2 separate regions of the Homo sapiens genome follow, and region 2 is linked to region 1. A link is an interaction called in ENCODE POLR2A ChIA-PET data of the cell type or tissue named here. Cell type or tissue: endothelial cell of umbilical vein. All regions are shown on one strand.

Region 1 (2,500 bases):
CTTTCTTTTCCCTCAACCCTTGTAGTTTGTTTTTTCCTACAGTTAACATTGCAGAGCTAGGAAGCAGATAAGACAGTCTTGGCCAAGTCAGGCAAGATGTTTTAAATAAAAAGATACCATGAGCAGAATTAAATAATGGCAAAGGGTCAAAGTAATTCCCCTCTTCATAATAGCTGCCTTACTAATGAGAATTTTCAAGTATGAAGTGTGCTGTAGAAAATGTACCACTTACTCAAGTTTTCTTTCAGATTCAAAATTACGTTAAAATTGGAATTACTGTGGTTTACTAATAACAGATTTGGAATAATATTATGTTTGCCTGTTTGTCTCTATATTTTCTTGTTGTTTCTTTGGATCTCATATCAAATCTTTTCAGTAGTAAATTTAAGAAAATATGTACTTTTCTTAACTTCCATATTTTGTTTTATTTCTTGCGCTGCCTCGTGGTGACTTTGTTTTAATTGGTAACTGCATTTTTACAAATGAGCCTAACACTCCTCTTCACATTAAAAATGCAACAAATGAAGCATGAGAAATAATTTATATAACATGTTTTTCCCTCCTCCTTTTTAGATGGTAAGGTTGAAGTTACAAAAGAAGGTGTGAAGTTGTGTACCATGGGTCCAGGAAAAGTGTTTGGGGAATTGGCTATTCTTTACAACTGTACCCGGACAGCGACCGTCAAGAGTAAGACTATTTTCATATTTTTAAAATATTTTCAATGTCTTTTCCCTAGGCCTTTGAGATGTTGTTTAAAATGCCCATTCATTTAATCTTTATACTTTTATTTCTTTGTATTTTAATTTTTGCCCTGCAATATAGCTGATGTATTTGTTTTCCTACTAAAGGTGATTGTTAACAATCAGTTTTGTATAATTACATTTTCTTGCTGACTTCTGAAAATTATCCTTTAATCAATAACTTCTCATAATTAGGATTTTTTAAATCATATAATTTTATACATTTGAATCAAATAAGAGCAAGTCCTTTTCTCTCTTTATAGTCTCAGGATCATATTTAAGAAATTTTTACATGTCTGTCTATTTTGGGTTATATTCTTCACATAAATTCCACTTGTTTACTCAGTGGTTTAGAAAAATTAAGAGAAGAAATGTCCTTCATCTCATTCAAACATCATTGAGTAAGATATCTCCTGAATTCTAAAACTGCATCTGAGTATATTTTTGCCCTCAGCTGCTCATCAAGCTGTATATTATAGCATTTATCTTTTCTACTGATTGAGCTTATTTTAAATCAGGGCAATAAAGCAGCTTGTTTCCCTAATTTTACATGTATGTGTATATATGATTTCTCTAGCAACTTTTATTGCTTGGCAGAAGCAGCTGCAATAGTTAGAAGGAAAAAGATTTTTTTAAAAAAAATCTGCTTCCTGAATAAGTATATAATGACTGTATAACAAACAGAGCTGAATTCAAAAGTCAACAATGTAAGGTTCATTGCATCTTTAGGCAAACGTGTGTATTTCATGTTTGAAAAGTCCTTCTGACACATTTTCCTGTGGTTGATTTCAGTCACAGATTACTTTGATTAGGTTTTGTCATTTAAAAAAAATGCTATTGGCAAAATGACAAGTACATTGTGAATTTCAATTAGTTTTATCTGGATCTCGTTGACTACTTTTTGTATTAGTTTTTTCCTTCAGAAGTACAGCATATAACTGAAAATACAACAATGAAATTGGATTTAAAAAAAACATAAGAATGCACGGCCAACTGGAGTCCCAGAAATTGTCTTATACATCTTATTAGTGAAATCACCTTTTTATTCATTGGATTCACTGTAACACCAATTGCAAATGGGCCCCTTTTAGGATGAGTCTTCCTTGGCAGTTGATTCTTGATCTCTGAAAGCATAGGACTCTTTTGATTGATAGATGCTGCCATGTTTTTACTTCAAGTGATCATTCAATTACATAGCTCAAAGAATGAGACTCAGTGAACCATAATAGAATCTGCCACAACTTTTAACTTACTTAAAAAGAACCTTAACTATAGAAAGAATAGTCATGGCTCCATTAAGTGAAACAATTTTTACAATCATGCTTCATTTTCATGAGAAATATATTCCTTTTAAGATAAAAAAGACCAGAATAGCATATTTTGATGATATCTCAGTATTATAAGTATTTTTTTGTTTTGAAGTATTTAAAATTTTTAAATATTTCAGGCTTGTACACTGCTTGATACTTTAATCTAATTGAAACTACAAAATTTCCAAAAGCCAACAGTTGGTAATAACATGGTAGTTAATCTTATGAAACATGGAATTTTTATTAAAGAAATATTTTAAGTAGTTTATTTACATGAATTTTACAGCAAAGATTTTTAATGAAATGATTTGTTTGCTTCATAAACATCAGTTTTCTTATTAGAGTTCTATATAATGATGTTCGTCTGCACTAACATCTATTGTACTCTGATTTGGCAAATTTAAATAGACACTGTGAATCTAATTCAACAAGAAGAAACTAGATGTTGAA
Region 2 (2,500 bases), 87 kb before region 1:
GACTACATATTTTACTTATTTATTGTCTAATCTCCCACCAGTGGTATAGGGAGCCTGCTTACTCTAGTTTGCAAAAGAAAATTGCTAACTATTTGGGAGTTTTGCGAGCTGATTATCCATAGTGGGAGTATTTACACCATGGAAATTGGCAAATGCTACCAATGAGGGCTTTTATTTTGGAGAGGTGGTTTGCCAGAACACCGTTGCCTCCCCGTTAAGCATAATCTCCATGAAAAAAGAGATTTTTTTGTTTCTATTTTGTTTATTTCTCTATCATCCTAATTAGAAAGGTGCCTTTCACATAGTAATTAAAAGTTGTTTGTTGAAAAAGTATGAAATAGGCCTGGTGCAGTGGCTCACACCTGTAATCCCAGCACTTTGGGAGACTGAGGCTGGCAGGTCACCTGAGGTCAGGAGTTCAAGACTGGGAAAACATTTTAAATGGTCCATTTTCAAGGCATGATAAATCTAAGTACTGGCAGCCAGCTTGTGGATGTAACAAATGGCACAGCTCATGCACCTAAAAGGTCACAATAAGTGAACAGAATGTAGAGGAGGGGTCAGCCCATAAAAGGGAAGAAAGTTTTGTTATTGGGAAATTGAAACTTAACCAGGGAAGGGGGCCAGGGTATAACCTTATAAGGGGAATAATGAAACTTAGGCGACGTCCAGGAAGATTGTAACCCCATAGTACTCGACCAATGAGGAACTGGGAGAAGAACTTGTGTGCTGGGAGATAAATTATCTGCTGTAACTGCCCTGGGTGTGCCTGCCTACCAGACACCCATCTTGCAAGACTGCTATTAGAAGTCTCACTTTCACTGTGCCTCTGAGTCCATTCTTTGAATTTGGACGGGTAAATGTGTGTTTTTTCAGAAAGACCAGCCTGGCCAACATGGTGAAACCCCATCTCTACTAAAAATACAAAAATTAGCTGGACATGGTGGCACACACCTGTAGTCCCAGCTACTCAGGAGGCTGAGGCAGAATAATCAGTTGAACCCAGGAGGTGGAGGTTTCAGTGAGCCAAGATCATGCCACTGCACTCCAGCCTGGGCAACAGAGCAAGCCTCCATCTTAAAAAAAAAAAAAAAAAAAAAAAAAAAAAAAAAAAAAAAAAAAAGGAAATGAAAAAAGTATGGAATAAATGCATGAGGAAATGATGTAAATGAGTGAGTGAATGAATGAATGAATGAAGAAATGAAACTCAATCAGTACCCCTCACATGGAGGTAAAACCAGTCATCATAGCTGCTTCTCTTGGTGCAGTGATTGAGTGATTCACAACTGGGCATGGAGAGCTTAGTTGCTAAATGAGTTTTACTAGATCCCAGTGCAGAATTGAGTCACAGAACTTGGACATCTAGTCTATAGTTTCAAGTTTCTCTCTTCTTGACTCAAAACTTTGGCCTTGAGCCAATGAAATTTTTTCTAGTTAGATTTAGTAAATCAAGCTACTCATTGCTTAGTCATTAAAATGGAAAAGAACTAAGAATATGTAAACAGAAACCTGAAAAAAGAAAACATTACATGTATACCATGGGGAAGTTAAGACAATTTGGCTTGTGCTTGCTTTCATTTCTCCAGCTCAGATTTATATTTATAAGTCACCCTAAACAAGAAGGATGCCTAATGTTTTAGCTTGATTGTTTATAATTGCATTACATGGAAGTCCTATCATACAACATTGTTGATTGCTGAGAGCTGTATTACCTTGTGTCACAAGCTCTGGGATTGCCGTAAAGTACCTCCCTTTCTGGAAGGAAAAGAGACATTCAGAAATAAAGCATATGGTCAGGGATAAAAACAGACTACCTAAAATATAATCAAGCATTTATTTTTGTTGTTGGTTTTTTTCTCCCCCGAATGTTCTCTTCAGTTTTTTTTCATGCTTTTTGATGTCAGAATTGGTAATTAGATTTCAAACATCATTATTTGTTTGGCATGACCTTAAGAAAGATGGGACTGAGTCTGAAAGGACTTAAAATTGAGAAAAAAATTTCAAATTTAAAGAGTTATGAATAATATAGAAAAGGGAAAAGATGAATTTGTTTATTAACATCTTAGAATGGAGGCTATTCTTAAAGTTTAGATAAGGTGATATGAGAACAACAAAAAGAATTTTCTCTTTCAAAGTAGTATCTATGAAATCTTCTACTGAATGCTGAGGTATAGTTGAAGGCAGAGATCCAATGATTGAGTCCCATCTGTGATTAAGTAAGGTTGGAATTTCTAAGGGCTGTCTTTAACCTCTTGAAATTAATGGAAGATAATAATGCTGCTTTGGGTCAAGTCCTTTGGGCACCATTATCAGAGTAAACATATCGTCAACTTTACACTTATTATGTGATCTGTACTCTGTATTGTAAGATGCATACTTCTTTATAAGCATCTCATTTTAAAAACAACCTCAAACAATGCTGTGGGGTAAGTATTAATATTTGTGTCAGTTAAGATGCTTTAGGTAGAAAGTGTCAAAGTGCCTATTTAAAGTGCCTTGA

What was found. ChIA-PET counts read pairs that join two places held together with the same protein. Peaks named below come from ENCODE experiments on the same cell type or tissue, not always from the same donor. Only the 100,000 strongest peaks of a DNase experiment are listed, where the experiment ranks them.
Region 2: POLR2A ChIA-PET joins it to region 1 with 10 read pairs; 2 of 35 experiments call an interaction of 5 or more read pairs at or near these places.

What each region holds. Positions count from the first base shown.
Region 1 is chr10:51,467,150-51,469,649 of GRCh38, forward strand. It overlaps PRKG1 (protein kinase cGMP-dependent 1), which reads left to right. Exons shown (of 18, transcript NM_006258.4): 3 at 574-687. Among named protein-coding and RNA genes, the nearest start is that of MIR605, 170 kb to the left of the region's middle. In endothelial cell of umbilical vein, no CTCF peak of the experiment used is centred here; DNase peaks (open chromatin) are centred at 2 and 1,512.
Region 2 is chr10:51,380,178-51,382,677 of GRCh38, forward strand. The region is part of intron 2 of PRKG1 (protein kinase cGMP-dependent 1); the gene reads left to right. Among named protein-coding and RNA genes, the nearest start is that of MIR605, 82 kb to the left of the region's middle. In endothelial cell of umbilical vein, no CTCF peak of the experiment used is centred here; a DNase peak (open chromatin) is centred at 1,404.